3 separate regions of the Homo sapiens genome follow, and all the other regions are linked to region 1. Evidence: chromatin loops called from intact Hi-C (ENCODE). Cell type or tissue: PC-3. All regions are shown on one strand. Each heading gives the region's core, and the rest is flanking DNA. Links, peaks and the distances in the headings are about the cores only.

Region 1 (5,857 bases), core at 1,787-4,286:
TGACTCCTGTGTTACCTTCGGAATGTTACTTCTACCTTAAGCTTTGATTTCCTCATCTGTCAAATAAGGACAATAATACGTGTTTTATGTTAGGATTAAAAGAGATGATCTATGTTAAGGGTGACCTATAATAAACAACTTCCAAATACTAGTGAAGGTTATATCATGATGATGATAATGATGATGATAGTGGTGATAATGAAGGTAATGATGATGATGATGAGCTTCAGTTTATTCATGAACAACCAGGATTTAGATTAGCTAAGTATCTTGCCCAGTGTCACACAATCGGTTGAATAGCATTTGCATTCCAGTTCATGTCTTTTGTTGTTTATCTTTGATGGTAGCCAAGGATCTTGTGGAACATTTAATATATGAATTGTTTTGATTTCTTGCTTACTCTCAAGAACATGTTGTTTTCAGACTGACTTCTAAGTCTTAGATACCAGCCAATCTGTTCCTTCTGTATCTGAGAACCCCAATGGTCCAGCTCTAACCTGCTACACAAAGCCAGACATAAAACTTTTCCCTTCACATTTTTAAAATTAAGCAAGTAACAGAATAGCATTATATGGCATAATCTTTGTGCCTTCTAGCACTCGCATCAACCTAGTCACAAAGCTTGCCACAACAGCCTTTTATTTCTAACAGCGTTTACATTGCTATTTAAAGTAGATGTTGACAGGTTTTAACACTGAGTTCATTTATATTCATAACCTTTTATACAAACTCCAATATTTCAAGGTTAATGAAATCAGCACTCCTGAAACTGAGAACTAATATCCAAGAAGAATTCATATATGTAAAAAATATTGCTTCCTTCTCTTTGTTTCTTCTCGTTCAAAAACAGTATTCCTAAGAAAAGTCAAAATTATGGTCAGTAACAATTAACATGAGAATTTAATTGAGAATTAACATGGAAATTTTAATGTGAGAAACCTATAATCTATATTCTATCATCTTATTCTGAATGAAACACAAAGATATAGTCTACACACTTTCTTAGGAGCTTTTGCTAGTGCTTAATTACTGCTCCCAAGATGGTTTTTTGCTTGTCTGCTTATTGAAGCAGTTGTGTTCTGGGTGTTGGTTGCACAGTAATAGTTTTGATTTAAACCATGTGAAGCAAATCTGGTTCTAAGAATTAATGACACGTGTTTATAGATGGGTGGCATTTGAGAATCTACAGCATGTGTCAGCAAACTTTTTTTAAAAGAGCTAGATAGGAAAGATTTCAGGCTTTGCAGGCAAAAGATCTCTGTTGCAATTACTTAACTCTGCTATAGACAATGTGTAAATGAAAAGGTCCTAGTTGTGTTCCAATAAAACTTTTTTTTTTCTAGGTGAAGTCTCACTTTGCCACCCAGGCTTATGAAGTGCAATGGCACAATCATGGCTTGCAGCCTCAACCTCCCAGGCTTAAGTGATTCTCCTGCCTCAGCCTCCTGAGTTGCCGGGACTACTGGCATGCACCACAATGCCTGGCTAATTTTTTAATTTTTGTAGAGATGGGGTGTCCCCATGTTGTCTATCCAGGCTAGTGTCAAACTTCTGGCCTCAAGTGACCCTCCCCCCTCAGGCTTCCAAAGTGCTGGGATTACAATCATGATCCACCATGCCTGGCCAAACCTTCATTTTAAAAAGAAGATATTATGCCTGCAAGATATAGTTTGCTGACATCTGGTGTAGAAACTAGAAGAGCTTGTTCTAGATGTCAGTGGCACTAGTCATATCTTGATATTTCATGGCACTTAATAACAATGTAATGGCACACATGTTTCCAGATTTTGCTGTTTTCTGGCACCTTGCAGAACCAACACATGGTAGAGGCTTCTTAAGACTGGGTGAGACTTATGATTCTAGACCCTGATAGCACTTAAGTTTTTATGTTTGGTGATCCTTGTCACTTTGAGTACTTATGGCATATACAGTTCTAGAAGGTGGTAGTTTATGGCATTAAAAGTAATTTGCCAATCTTAAATTCATAGTCCTTATCCTATAGTAAACACTCGGAGAATGTTTGTTAAGTGAGTAAATGATCCTTACTTTAGTCTCCAAGAGGTGCTAAAAATTACATCTCTAATATTTACTAATTTCTCCACTCCATGGTGTATATTCAATAACTGGCAAGATAATTTGGGGAAAAAGATGAGCAAATCTGACCATGTGGTTTGGATTTTCATTAATCCATACCTTCAGGATTAGTTAAGGATCCTGGGATACGTAGGATTAATTAAGAATACATAGGGTACAGAACTACCTCTACCTAGTCATGTTAAATGTCATATCTGGGTGTCTGGTTCACCTGCTTTATAAATATCTCTTATTGAAGCTTGGTATATTTTCCAAAAGTGCTATAGAAAAATTTCTTCATGCCTCCCAAAAAGAGAATGCTATTATATTGAAGTCCTACTGGTCTCATTCCTAGATAAATTAATATAGAATTGTATCCCCCTTCTGCACCATTCCGAGAATGTGCTACACTGGGTTTACAAAACTCCAATTTTACAAGTAAAAGTATAAAATAATGAGAGTGAAGTAAGGGCTACCAGTTGACTTAAGAACATTGTTAGAAATAGACGGTTACTGTGCAAACATACACACAAATTCATTTATGCTTAATTGATTCCTTCTTTAAGTAAAATAACTAAGACAAGGTAGAAACATTTCTGTAGAAAAGGGAATGTGCAAGCGCCACAGAAAAGACATATTAACTAACCAAGGTTTTGGCACCATCATGTGGCCATTTAGATTTGTTTTATTTTATTTTTTCCAGAATTGTTGAAGTACGATTTACAAATAAATATTGTATATATTTAAGGTATACATTGTGATGTTTTGATATATGTATACATTGTGAAATGATTGTCATAATCAATCTAATTAACATACCCATTACCTCACATAGTAACCATTTTGTGTGTATGAGTGTGCATGGCAAGAACACTTAAGATCTACTCTCTAGACAAATTTTAAGTATGTGATACATAATTATTAACCATGCTGTACTTTAGATCTCCAGAACTCATTAATCTTACAACTGAAATTTTATCCCCTTTGACTAATATCTCCCCATTTCTCCTACACTTCAGTCTTCTACTCTCCATATCTATGTTTTACATATAAGTGAGATCACATGTGTATATCTTTCTGTTCCTGCCCTATTTCCCATAGCATAATGTCTCCTGGGTTCATTTATGTTATCACAAATGGCAGGATTTTCTTCTTCTGTAAGGCTCAATAATATTCCTGTGTGTGTCGCATTTCCTTTGCACATTCATTCGTCAGTGGACACTTACATTGGTTTCCATATCTTGAATAAATGCTGCATGAATGTGGGAGTGCAGATATCTCTTTGAGACAATAATTTTATTTTCTTTGGATATATACCCAGCAGTGGGATTGATGGATTGTATGGTAGTTTTATTTTTAATTTTCGAAGTACATCCATACCATTTTCCACAATGGCTGTACCTCCAACTATGTACAAAGGTTCCCTTTTCTCCACAGCCTTGCCAACACTGGTTACCTTTCAACTTGTTGATAATAATCATCGCAACTGTGAGGTTATATCTCACTGTGGTGTTTATTTGTATTTCTCTGATGATTAGTGATGTTGTGTATCTTTTTATATACCTGTTGGCCATTTATATTTCTTCCGTGGGAAAATATCTATTCAGTTTTTTTGCCAATGGTTTAATTAGGTTATTTGTGTTTTTGCTATTGAGGTCCCTTATATATTTTAGATAATAATCCTTTATAGGATATATGATTTGCAAATATTTTTGCCCATTCTATAGGTTGTCTTTTCATTTTGTTGGTTGTTTCTTTTACCATACAGAAGCTTTTTTGTATGATGTAGTCCATGTGTTGCCTGTACTTTTGGCAAAAAAATCATTACCAAGGCCAATGTCAAGGAACTTTTCCTCTATGTTTTCTTCTGGTAGTTTTATAGTTTCAGGTCTTATGTCTGTAATCCATTTTGAGTAGATTTTTGTGCATGGTGTAATATAAGGGCCCAATTTCATTCCTTTGCATGTGGATATTCAGTTACTCTAACATTATTTATTGGAGAGAATATCCATTCATCACTGTGTATTCTTGGCACCTTTGTTGAAGATTAATTGACTATACAAGTGTGGGTTTATTTCTGGGCCCTCTATGCTTTCCATTGGTCTATGTGTCTGTTTTATGGCACTATCATACTGCTTTAATTACTGTAATCTTTGTAATATTACTTGAAATCAGAAAGTGTAATGCCTCCAGCTTTGTTCTTCTTTCTCAAGATTGCTTTAGCTCTTCAGTGTCTTTTGTGGTCCTATATGAATTTAAGCACTATTTTTTCTATTTCTGTTAAAGAATGGCGTTGGAATTTTGATAGGGATTGCACTGAATCTATAAATCATTTTAGGTGGTATGGACATTTTGACAATATTAATTTTTCTGATCCATGAACATGGAATATCTTGTCATTTATTTGTGGCTTCTTCAATTATTTCCATCAATATTTTATAGATTTAGGATACAGATCTTTCGCTTCCTTGGTTAATTTTATTTCTAAGTATTTTTTATGCTATGATAAATGGAATTGTTTTCTAGATTACCTTTTTGGATAGTTTGTTATTTGTGTATAGAAACATAACTGATTTTCGTATGTCTGTTGTGCATCCTGCAACTTTACTAAATTTGTTTATCAGTTCTGACAGTTTTTTGGTGGAGTCTTTATGGTTTTCTATATGTCAGATCATGTCATCTTCAAACAGAGGCAATTTAACTACTTCCTTTAGAATTTGTATTACTTTTATTTTTTTTCCTTGTCAAATTACCCTAGCTAGAACTTCCAGTACTATGATAAATAGAAGTGGAGAGAATGGGCATCCTTGTCTTATTTCTGATCTTAGAGGAAAAGCTTTCAATTTTGAACATTGAGTATAATGTTAGCTGTGGTTTTCTTCATATTTGGTCTTTATTGTGGTGAAACAAGTCCCTTCTATATCTATTTTATTGAGAGATTTTTATAGTGAATGAATGTTAAATTTTGTCAAAAGTTTTTTCTACATAGACTGAGATGATCATAAGATTTTTGTCCTTTATTTTGTTAAAGTGGTATACCACATCAATTGGTTTGTGTATATTGAACTATCCTTTCATCTTAGGAATAAATCCCACCTGATCATGATGCATGATCCTTTTAATGTGCTGTTGTTTTCAGTTTGCTAGTATTTTATTGAAGATTTTGGTGTCTGTATTCATGAGGGATATTGACTTGTAGTTTTCTTGTGGTGTCTTTGTCTGGCTTTGGTATCAAGATAATGCTGACCTCATGAGTGAATTTAGAACCATTTCTCCTTTTTCTATTATTTGAAAGGGCTTAGAATGGATTAGCATTAATTCTTCTTTGAATGTTTGGTAGAATTCACTCATGAAGCCACCTGGTCCTGGGCTTTTATTTTATGGAGGGTTTTTGATTACTAATTCAATCTCTTTATTTGTTACTGGTCTGTTCAGACTTTCTATTCCTTCTTTATTCATTTGTTTATTTAAAATATTTCTTATAAACTTTTATGTTTATAAACTTCCCTCTTGGTACTGCCTTTACTACATCTCATAAGTTTTGGTATATTGTGTTTTCATTTTTCTTGAATTTTTAAAAAATTTATTTTTGTTTTCCTCTTTGACTCAATGTGTATTACTTAATTTCCATATATTTGTGAATTTTTCATTTTCTTACTGTTATTAATTTGTAGTTTCATTCCATTGTAGTCAGAAAAATACCTGGTATGATTTCAATCTTCTTAAATTTGTTAAGACTTACTTCGTAATCTAACATGCAATCTATCATGGAGAATGTTCCTTG
Region 2 (5,857 bases), core at 1,325-3,824, 120 kb before region 1:
CAGATCCTTATAAAAAGCATGATGTTTTCCAGGTTAACCATAGTTTTCTAGAGCTGTTCAACCATGACTCATTGAAGAAGATATATATTTTAATGGTTATAATTAAATATACTGAAAACTAAAGTATAAAACGATAGCATCTACTATTGTTACTATTTTCATTTTTTGAGTGAAGAGTTTAAAATTTTTTCTGTTTTTCTCATTTACTACCTAAATTAGGAACTTCATCTTTTCTCAAGCAGTGGCTCACTCATTGATTTATCCATTTATTTATTCCACAAATTGGATGTCTACTATTTGTCAGACACCATGTCAGGTTCTAGCAATACCAAGATGAACAAGACAGACTTGGTCATTACCACAGACTTTATATTGTAGCAAAGAAAGAGGCATTAAACCAATAATAAAGTGTTTTAAGAGTTATAAAGTGCACCAGGAAAGGGAGGAGTACAAGGAGTTTTGCAGGCACATAAGAGAAGCATCTAAACCAGTTCTGAAGGCCTGAGAAAGCTTCCAGTTTATTATATAATTTAATCACCATAACACTATTATGTCTCAGCTTTTGAACAATTTTAGGAATAAAGCAACGAAGTGGCAGAGGGAACCAAAATATTATCTTTTCTTTTTAAGGCTTACAGTATATAACTTAGCATGAAAGCCAAAAATCCCTGCTATCTGCATCCCAGAATTAAGTGTGGTCATGTATCCAGACCATGTGGTACTAGACCATGTTAAGCAAGAAGCACAGAGCTGAACTAGGCATGCCAGTTATTACTTCCAATTTTACCACTCAAGCAAATCACTAGTGAGTTAAAAAGAAAGAAAAAAGCAGAAAGACGTATGAAATCTCACATCAGTAGAATTTCTTCACTTGGAAGAAACCACTGTGAGTGGGTAAGAAGCAAGTGATTTATTTATGCAAGAAAAAAACCATTACCTTTTTCTCTAGCTAGTTTCTTTTTGTCCTGCTGTTCTTTTTAACAAAAGAAAAATCACTCTGAAAGTCATCTCCAACATGCTGATGGTTTCTATTAACAGCAAATACCTATTGCACAAATGGCTCAAAATTTAATAAATAACTTTGATGTATAAAACTATTCTCTTGCCGATTCATCAATAAGAGTGAAAATGCAGTTTGACCAGATTGGACACTTCAAATGCTTTCTCTTATTATTACCATATGCTTTTCCAAGTGCAAAGCTGAGTGTCTAAGTCATTCCACTTAAAATGCAGTCGATTCCTGTAATAAATGCTCATTGAAAAGTTTCTGCCAAGAGTTTTATGCTAATTTTTCTCTGTTCTACCCTTTGAAGAATATGATAAAAATGTTTTCATTTTTAAAAACTAAGGAGAAAAAATGTTTAATGAAAATTTTGAGTATTTCCACGTCTCACATTTTCACTCCCTGCCCTTCATCAAACTCAATATTTCATTTGTCCACCCTCTACATAAGTGAACTTTTCATGCCAAAAATATTCCAGAAACAGAGCTGAACACTGGTACTTGGTAAAGTGCATAAATAAAATAGTGTGTGCACAGATGTTTTATAAACTATAAAGCATAAATAGATGTAAGGAGATTTGTAAGAGTTCTCATTTTGTAAAGGTAATAGGATCCCTTTAATAAATTGATGAGAAAATTTATATTTCAAAGCGATGTGCCAAATGAAAAGTTGGGATAATTTTTAAATTGTTCATTATTTAAATATTTTCACATATGAACATGTTTTCACACATATAAATATGTTCATTTACATTTAAAATTAACATATTTTAATATTAAATTATTCATTAATAATAAACTTCCTGGATGTCAGCAGTAATTGTTAAAAAAAAAAAAAAAAAAAAAAAGGCAGTGGGTTGAGTGAAGAGGAGGCCCCAAATCTCCTTATACTCCAAGTAAAACTGTCTCTCACCAGCCTTAGCCTCCACCAGCACAAGCGATGAGGGAGACATTGAGCTTGTGCTCTTGACAGGGACTCTCCTGTCCTCGGCACCATTACCCCAACACAGCCTCACCATACCTACCTTTCCTAGACACCATCAGCATTAATTTCATATGCTTTCAAAATTATGAACATCCAAATCTCAGTTTATCCTACATCCCGTATGGCTCTGTACAATCCCTATTCTGACCCATCCACCTTTCTCCAAGTCCCAAATCCTTCCACTGTACTCTCTGGAACTCATGGTGAAGCACCAACGAAAGCCCCTTCTTCAAATGCCTGTGGCTGGGTTTTAAAACACAGTGGTTATTACGTACATTGAGATTCAAGATGGACCATCTGAGTTGAATTCCCAGCTCTTCCCCTCACTTCTCACAGGATCATAAGCAAGGTACTTAACCTCTTTATGCTCTAATTTCCCCATCTATCACATGGAGTTAAAATAATACCTTCCTTGGAGAGACTGTTTTAAGGATTAAATGAATATATAGAACATCGTTGAAGAGTTCCTGACACACAGTAAGTGCTTAGTATCTTTTTTTTTTTTCTTCCTTTGTTTTCCTGCTCTCAGTGAGCTCTGGCTCTCACCTGAGAGGTTGATTTCCCTGAAGTTCCACCAGGTGGTGTCTGTTTCTTTCCTCACATTCCTCATGCCACTGAGACTGACGGATGAATGGAAGTCTTCCTTGCATCTCGGTATTCTTTCCAAGTCATGATCCCTCCCTTCTCCCAACTACCCCCTCCAACTCTGAAGTTCACGCATCAATCTGTGCTTCCCACTACTCCTCTTTATAGCAGTCATCTACAGACTACCAGACCATCCCCACATTCCTTGAGGATTCCAACTTCTGGACCATTGTTGTTCATCTCTATTATTGTCATTATTTCGGGCAATTTCAAAGTCCATGAGTCTGATCCTTTCAATTCATTTTCCTGACCACTTCACCTCCAGTAATCTTCTCCTTAACTTTAACAACTCACTCTCTGTTGTACCCTATATATAGACCCTGCCATTGCCAATAAGTTTATCCCCTTCCCATAGTCTGAGTCTCTGATCATTGTCTCCTGTCTTTCAGCTCACTCCTTTACTACTCTTGACTCCAAAAATTATTTGTCCTCCCAGTTTTTTACAGCCTTATCTACTAATTCCCCTGTATCCAGACTTCCCTGTATATGAATTTATAGTGCATGGTCTGTCATTACAGTCTCTTTCTTCTTGTGCTTTCACATTTTATTGTACTCTCCTGCCAAACTCAACCAAAATGTAGCTCTTTTAAAACACTGTGCTTTCCTCCAGACAGATGAATATGGTTCGTGAAGATTTCAAACTCAGGCTGATTTATCTTACTTTACATTCATAATCACTAGCCTAAGAAAGTTTTCAAATGGGCCCAGTAATGATACTCTTTCCCTAGTCCTTTTGCTCTCCTCCTCTACCAATTACTATTTTACAGTTTCTCTCTCCTTAAACTTCCAATACATTCGTAATCCTTACTCTCAGTTGAGAATAGTACTTTCTATTTCACTGAGAAAATAGAAGTAATTTGAAGACAACCTCCCCACATTTCCGTCACAATTATGCTGGACATTCTCGATTTTCCCCTTGAGATCCATCCCTGCCCTTCTCCACTGTGTTCTGTGCCCTGGGAGGCTGCGCTGTATGGACTGCACCAGTTTCTTGCCCTCTGGATACTGATTAGTTGAGCCAATGGGAGGGTCAGAGAACTCAGGGTGGGAGGAGAGTGAGATCCAGGGCTTTGTTTCCCTGGCTCCGTCTGTTCTGAGCTGTGAGTTGGTAATTGCTATACTGCCTCTCCCGAAGTCCCCAGGTCCTCTCCTGCGGCCCTCTCCTACAGTCATAGTTCCAGCTAGAGCTCATGCTGGGGTCCAATAACAGCCCTTTCACTTGACTCTCCAGGCCTAGAGTGGTGACAGCTCCCTGCTATTGCTCACATAAGGTGCTTCTCCAGCTCTTGCTAGTTTCTTCAAATTTCCTACTCTTGTAAGTAATTACTTTATTAACCTCTCCTCAATTACCCCATTTGAGTATGCTATCAGTTTCCTGCCAGCATTCTCCTGACTCATTCCAATCTGCCCCATTGTTCCCTTGTCCTCTGCCAGCCCTTCTGTTACAAAGATGAACAGTGTAGCTCTTTTCTAAGCCTCATCCCTGCATTTGTCTGCAACTCTCTCACCTATTAAAGGATGCCCCACTAGCAATTAATCATTTTCCCTCCTTCATCATTTTTTTCTCTCTACTGGATCATGTCTATCAGTACATAAACAAACTAAAACAGCGCTAATAAAAAAAAAAAAACCTTCCCATTACCCTCAACAGTGACTCCATTTACCTCTTCCACTTTAAAGCAAAATTCCTCCAAAGCATGATCGATTCCATCTCTAATGCCTTCCCTAACATTATCTCCAGATCTCACTCCATTCAGACTTCTACCACTCAACTATAACAGCCCTCCTACAGGTTACCAATGACCTCCCCATTGGTAATCCAATGGTAAACTCTCAGTCATCACCTGAGTTGACCCATCAGCAGCATTTGATACAGATAATCACTTCTTTCTCAAAATGCTTTCTTCCCTTGGCTCCAGGACACCCTTTTCTCTTGATTATTTACTACCTCACCGGGCATTCCTTTACAGTATATTTTGCTGGCTGCTCCCTATTTAGTGTTGAAATACTGTAAGACTCAGTTCTTGGACCTTTGTTTATTTAAGTGACCTTATCCCGCTTCACATTTTAAATTCCATTTTTTCTCTAGCCCAATCCCTCCTGTAAACTACAGGTTCCTGGTATACCTAACTGTCTAGTCAACAAACTTGAAGGTGTACAAAATCAAACCGCTGAATCCTCCCTACCCACGTCTCAAGCTATTTCTCCTAAATTTCCCCATCTCAGTAAATGGCAAATTTATCCTTCCAGCTGCTCAGGCATTAGAGTCATCTTTCACTCCTCTCTTTTGTAGCATCCTATATCGTGTCCATCATCAAATCCTGTTAGCTATACCCTCAGAATACACCCAAAATCTTATGTCTTCTCACCATCTCCACATTTGTCCCTTGATTTAAGCCAGCACCATTTCCTGCCTGATTACTGTAATAGCCTCCTGATTCCTCTGCTCAGTTGAGATCTTCCATGGCATTCAATGTAATAGAATTCAACTTCCTATTCTCCTTACTCAGTTTTATTTTCCTTCACAGCACTTATCTGACACAATCTATATTTACGTATTTGGTTATTTTATATCACCCCTTACCAGAAATTAAACCGTATGAGAGCAAGGATCACTGTTTTTGTTTACTGCTATTCCCAGTGCCTGGAACAGAAGTCACTCAATACATATCTGTCAAATGAATGGTTGAGTAACTATTGAAATAAGCCACAATCATTTCAAGATCTAAATTTATCACGTAACTAGAATGGGAGACCTGCATGACTAGGATATCACAGGGCATGCGGCTCTTGCTAAATACTCATGTTCTCCATGATCAGCCTCATACCCTTGTGAAATATCAATGAGTAGAGAGTCTCATCCTGCTTCTTCATAGTCTAATATTTAATATATTGCTCCATAATAAGCCTGGGAAACTAATTCTGGAAAGGAATTATATAATATTTCTTAAGGAAAGAAAAAGAAAACATGTTCCAGCTGAGATAAACAGTAAGTGAGAGAGGAGACTAAGGAAGAACGGGTAGGCTATGATTGGAAAATAGGGCCATGTTGGAAGTAATGGAAGATTGGATACAGAGCAAATGACTGTGATATGATATTCATCCAACATTTGTTAAATACCTACTCCATGAAAGGTACTATGCTGGATGCCAGGAGGCACATCTAGACATGAATAAGACAGGTTCTTGTGTCCAGGTGTTCATAATCAAATGTAGCAAATACAA
Region 3 (5,857 bases), core at 1,959-4,458, 280 kb before region 1:
TGGCTAGCACTCTATCAATTTTGCTTATTCTTTCAAAAAACAAACTGTTAGTTTCATTGATCTTTTGTATGAAATTTTGCATTGTAATTTGGTTAAGCTCTTCTCTAATTTTAGTTATTTCTTTCTTCCGCTAGCTTTGCGGTTGTTTTTTTTTTTTTTTTCTAGTTCCTTTAGGTGCAAAGCTAGACTGTTAATTTAAGAGCTTTCTAACTTCTTGATGAAGATGTTTAGTGCTATAAACTTTACTCTTAACACTACATTAGCTGCATCCCAGATATTTTGGTAAGTTGTGCTCCTATTTTTATTAATTTCAAGGAATTTTTTAAATTTCTGCCTTAATTTTGGTGTTCGCCCAAGAGATATTCAGGAACAAGTTATTTAATTTCCATGTATTTATGTAGTTTTGAGATATATTCTTGATATTAATTTCTATTTTTATTGCAGTGTGGTCCAAGACTGTATTTAGGATAATTTAGATGTTTTTGAATTTATTGAGACTTGTTTTATTACTGAGTATGTGGTTGATCTTAGAATATGTTCCACATGCAGATGACAAGAATGTATATTCTTTGGTTGTTGGGTGGAGTATTCTGTAGATTTCTATTAGGTCCAATTGGTCAAGGGTTGTGTTTAATTCCAGTCTTTCTTTGTTAGATTTCTGCTTCAGTGATCTGTCTAATGCTGTCAGTGGGGCTACTGAAATCTCCCTATATAATTGTGTGGCTAGGTAATTATTTTTTTTAGGTGAAGAATAACTTGTTTTATGAATCTGGGTGCTCTAATGTTGGTTATATATTTAGGATACTTCAGTCTTCTTCTTGGATCCAACCCTTTTTCATTACATAATACCCCTTCTTGTCCTTCTTGTTAGTGGTTTAAACACTGTTTTGTCTTTTATTTGTTGTTTTTATTTGCATGGTAGATCTTTCTCCATCCCTCTACTTTGAGCCTGTGGGTGTCATTACAGGTGAGATGGATCCCTGAAGACAGCAGACAGATAGGTCATGTTTTTTTATCTAGATTGCCATTCTATGTATTTTAAGTAGGGCATCTAGCCCATTTATATTCAGGGTTAGTATTGATATGTGAGATTTTGATCCTGTCATTGTGTTGTTAGCTAGTTGTTACGTAGACTTGATTGTGCAGTTGCCTGATAGTGTCTGTGGGCTATGTGCTTAAGTGTGTATTTGTGGTAGCAGGTGTTTTCCTTTAGATTTGAGGTTTAGCACACCCTTGAGGACCTCTTATAAGGCTGGCTTAGTTGAAATGAATTTCCTCATCATTTGCTTGTCTGCAAGGATTTTATTTCTTCTTCACTTACAAAGTTTAGTTTGGTGGAGTATGAAATTCTTGGTTGGGCCAGATGCAGTGGCTCATACCTATAACCACAGCACTTTGGGAGGCAGAGGTGGATGGATTGCTTGAGCCCCGGAGTTTGAGGCCAGCCTAAGCAACATGGCAAAACCGCATCTCTACAAAAATAAATAAATAAATACGAAATTAGCTGGGTGTGGTGGCACACACTTATGCTCCCAGCTTCTCGGGAGGCTGAGGTGGGAGGACTACCTGAGCCTGGGATATTGAGGCTGCAGTGAGCTGAGCTCATGCCACTTCACTCCAGCCTGGGTAAGAGAGTGAGACCCTATCTCATAAATAAATAAATTATTTTAAAAATAAAAATAAACTTTTGGTTGGCATTTATTTTCTTTCAGGATGCTGACAATAGGTCCCCAATCTCTTCAGGTTTCTGCTGAGAAGTCCACTACTAACTTGATGGGGTTACCTCTGTATGTGACCTGACCCTTATCTCTAGCTGCCTTTAAGATTGTTTCCTTTGCATTGAACTTGGTGAAGCTGATGACTATATGCCTTGAGATGATCATCTTGTATAGTATCTGGCCAGGGTTCTCTATGTTTCTTGAATACACATGTTGTATTAGTCCATTCTCATACTACTATAAAGAAATACCTGAGACTGGGTAATTTATAAAGAGATGAGGTTAATTGACTCACAGTTCTGCAGGCTGTACAGGAAGCATGGCTGGGGAGTCCTCAGGAAATTCACAGTCATGGCAGAAGGTGAACAGGAAGCAGGCTTGTCTTACATGGCTGGAGCAGGAGGAAGAGAGAGAGGAGAGGTGCTACACACTTTAAACAACCAGATCTCATGATAACTCACTCACTATCACGAGAACAGCATCAAAGGGGAAATCTGCCCTCATGATCCATTCACCAGGCCCCACCTCCAACACTGGGGATTATAATTTGACATGAGATTTGAGCAGGGACACAGACCCCAACCATATCGCATATCAACCTCTCTAGTGAGATTAGGGAAATTTTTGCGGACTATATCTTCAAATATATTTTCCAAGTTGCTTATTCTTTCTCCTTCTCTCTTTGAAAATTTGATCTCTTTATATAATCTCTTATTTCTCAGAGGTGTTGTTTATTCTTAATTATATGTTCTTTTTCTTCTTCTTCTTCATTTTTTGTCTGACTGAGTTGAGGAACTGGTCTTTGAGCCCTGAGATTCTTTCTTCAGCTTGATCTACTCTGCTATTAATACTTCGATTATATTATGGAATTCTTGTTTCTATGCAATTATTTTTCTAGTTTTCAGCTCTAGAATTTCAGTTTCGTTATTGCTTAAAATGGTTATTTTGTCTTTCAGCTCTTAGGTTGTTTTACTGGATTCTTTGGATTCCTTGGATTGGGTTTCAAATCTCTCCTGAACCTCAGTGAGCTTCCTTGCCATCCAGGTTCTCAATTCCATATCTGTCATTTCAGTCATTTCAGACTGGTTAAGAACAATTGCTATGGAGCTAATGGACTTGTTTAGTGATAAGGGGACTGGCTTTTTGAATTTCCAGAGTTCTTGCACTGATTCTTTCTCATCTTGGAGGGCTGTTGTTCCTTTAATTGTGATGTAAGTTGTTGGCTTCATTTCTGTATGTTTTCAGAGGTCAAAAGCTCTGTACAGGGTCTTTGTGGCCAAATTCTTGCCCTTGGTTTCACAGGGGGGTATATTAGCAAAATATCTCTTGTGTTGTAGTTTGGGCTGTGACCCAGTAGATGGTGCTTAAGAGTAAAGAGCAGTAGATAAGCTTTGAGCCACGCAGCTCCTTTGCATTTCCTCAAGTTTGCAGCTGTGCTCTGCAATTGGGGGGTGGGGAGAGGTGCTGGGTAGAGGGTTGGAGAGGAAGGTTTCTCCCTTACCAGGTCCATTCCTGGGCCTTGGGAGAGCCTCCCTCTCTGATCACTGCACTGTGCCCGTGTTTCTTTTGTTAGGTGTTCCAGGCTGCTGGAGTCCTTCAGGCAGAAGCCACAGCAGGGAGATAGATCACATCCTTTCCAAACTGGCCCTGTGGAGGGAGAAACACCCTGGTCCCACACTATCCCACAAACCTACGTCTCTTCCCTCTCAGTGCTCTGAGAGGGTAAGCTCCTCCCCAACTCGAGTGGACCCCAGGCTTAGCAATCCCAAGTGGTGCATGGCAGCCCTGGGCTGCCAGGACTGGCCTGTGGCTCCATCATCCCCACCCTCTGGGTTGGGTTCCAGGTGTGCTGGGGGATTTGAAGTGCTCCCAGGCTGCTGGGAATGCACTCAGATGGAGCAAAGTACCCAGGTTGGTCATCGAGGCTGTATTATGTATAGTCTCCTGGTTGGTGGCCAGGCAGGGGGCCTGGGAAGGACTGGCAGGCAGGCAGACCTACAGGGAAGTCAGCTCCACTTCCTCCTGGCCACAGTTAAACGGGGCCAGAGTCTCTTGGAGGAAGATGGGGAGCCCTGGGATATGGCCGACAGAGCTGTCCTGTGTACGGAGGCCCCTGGCTCCCTACTGGCTTAAGGCCCACTTCCATCTACTATCTGGGAAGATCCCCCTGCCAACTCAACTGTCCATGTGTGATGTGGGGTCCCCTGCAGCTAGGATCCCTAGAGGTACACAGCAACAGTGGGCGGTCCCACAGTCCCTTCACTCACCCCTTCCCCAAGAGCCATTTGGAGGTGGGAACCAACTCTAGCATTCGAGCACCATGCCCAGGGTTCCCAGCTTTCTCTCTCTTCAGTCTCAGCTTCTATGTCACTTCTGCATCCAGTCTCAGTATTTTCTCTCCAAAAATCTGTTCAAATTATGTTGGTTTAGTCAAAATATTCGTCTCTTTCAGTGGAGTCAGCACTTCCCAGTTGCATCTAGTTGGCCATCTTGTTAAAAAGTCTCTAATGATTTTTGTCAAGATTGCCAAGACCATTCAATGGAGAAAGGACAGCCTTTACAACAAATGGTGCTGAGAAATTGGATATCCACATGCAGAAGAATAACATCTTATTGCCTAACATCATATACCAAAATTAACTCAGATTTGGTCAAAGACCTAAAACTATAAAAGTCTTAGAAGAAAACATACAGCAAAAGCTTCATATCATTACATTTGTCAGTGATTTCTTGGATATAACAACAAAGGCACAGGTAACACAAGGAAAAATAGACAAATTGAATTTCATAAAATTAGAACTTTTGTGCATCAAAAGACAAAATCAACAGAAAGAAAAAGGAAACCCACAAAAATGGAGGCAATATTTGCAAATTATATATCTGGCAAATGATTAATATCTAGAATATATAGAGAATTCCTAACATTTAACAACACAAAAACAGATAACCCAATTTAAAAATGGTAAAGGACTTGAATAGACATTTCTCCAAAGAACACACACAAATGGTTATAAATCACATGAAAAGATGTTCAGCTTCACTAATCACTAGGGAAATGCAAATGAAAACTACAAGGAGATACCACCTCACACCCATTAGGATGGCTACAATTTAAAAAAACAAAATAACAAGTGTTAGTGAGGATGTGAACTAATTGCAGCAATGTTGGTGGAAATGTCAAATGGTATAGCAGCTGTGGAAAAGAATATGACTGTTTTTCAAAAAACTACCATATGATCCAGCAATGTCACTTCTGGGTATATACCCAAAAGAATTGAAAACAAACCTCCAAGAGATATTTTTACCCCAATGTTCATATCAGCATTATCCACAATAGCTAAAATGTGGAAGCAATGCAAGTGCCCATCAACAGATGAAGGGATAAGTGAAATGTGGTATATACATACAATTGAATATCATTCAGCCTTAAGAAAGAAATTCTCACATACATTTATACCACAGGTGAACCTTGAGAACATTATATTAAGTGAAATAAGCCAGTCACAAAAAGACAAACACTGTATTATTCCACTTACAAGATATTTAGAGTAATCAAAATCACAGAGCTGATGTTAGTAGAATAATGGTTACCAGAGGTTGGGGGAAGGTAAAAGGGAGATTTATTGTTTAATGAGTAGAGAGTTTCAGTTTTAATCTAAGATATTGAGACACTAATATATTTTATCTAATATATGGGTTTAAAAGCTCTTGCTTCTCACTACAGCAATAACTACAAGTTTGGTTTTAGAGTATTTATATTGAGAGAAATTTCCATTTAATTACCAGACAAGCCATTTAACTTGAAGTTGATTCTTTGCATAGTAGAAACTATTAAAAAATCAAGCAAAACATTTTAAAGTAGATACTTTTTTTAAAAAAATTGAGGGTTTATTTTCCTGTAATCTATAGTTTTAAAAAATTAGTCATTCAGAATATTGTTTGAGAATACTGAAAGTATAGAGGGTAATTATACTAAAAGCTAAAATGAGTCTTTGATGTACACTTTAAGTGCAGGAATCATTTATCCTGGCTGGAATAGAGTTAATGGCAATGCAACATACTTAGAATAAGGAATTCCCTTGAATATGCTCACATAGACATATATTCCTTTTGAAACATCATTACCAATAAATATTTTA

The links. Hi-C counts contacts between places; a loop is a spot of excess contacts. Peaks named below come from ENCODE experiments on the same cell type or tissue, not always from the same donor. Only the 100,000 strongest peaks of a DNase experiment are listed, where the experiment ranks them.
Region 2: it touches region 1 in a loop (27-fold over the local background); 5 of 110 quality-filtered maps call a loop at or near these places.
Region 3: a loop joins it to region 1, with 8 times the contacts of the local background. A loop is called at or near these places in 7 of 110 quality-filtered maps.

What each region holds. Positions count from the first base shown.
Region 1 is chr3:25,840,389-25,846,245 of GRCh38, reverse strand. All of the region lies in intron 3 of LOC105377000 (a long non-coding RNA gene), which reads right to left. Among named protein-coding and RNA genes, the nearest start is that of LINC00692, 30 kb to the left of the region's middle. In PC-3, for the core only: CTCF peaks have their summits at 2,529 and 2,729 (motif pointing left); no DNase peak of the experiment used is centred there.
Region 2 is chr3:25,959,165-25,965,021 of GRCh38, reverse strand. All of the region lies in intron 1 of LOC124909357 (a long non-coding RNA gene), which reads right to left. Among named protein-coding and RNA genes, the nearest start is that of LINC00692, 88 kb to the right of the region's middle. In PC-3, for the core only: CTCF peaks have their summits at 2,347 and 2,546; a DNase peak (open chromatin) is centred at 2,581.
Region 3 is chr3:26,115,633-26,121,489 of GRCh38, reverse strand. No RefSeq gene overlaps it. Among named protein-coding and RNA genes, the nearest start is that of LINC00692, 240 kb to the right of the region's middle. RefSeq lists an enhancer at 3,149-3,648. In PC-3, for the core only: a CTCF peak has its summit at 3,062 (motif pointing right); no DNase peak of the experiment used is centred there.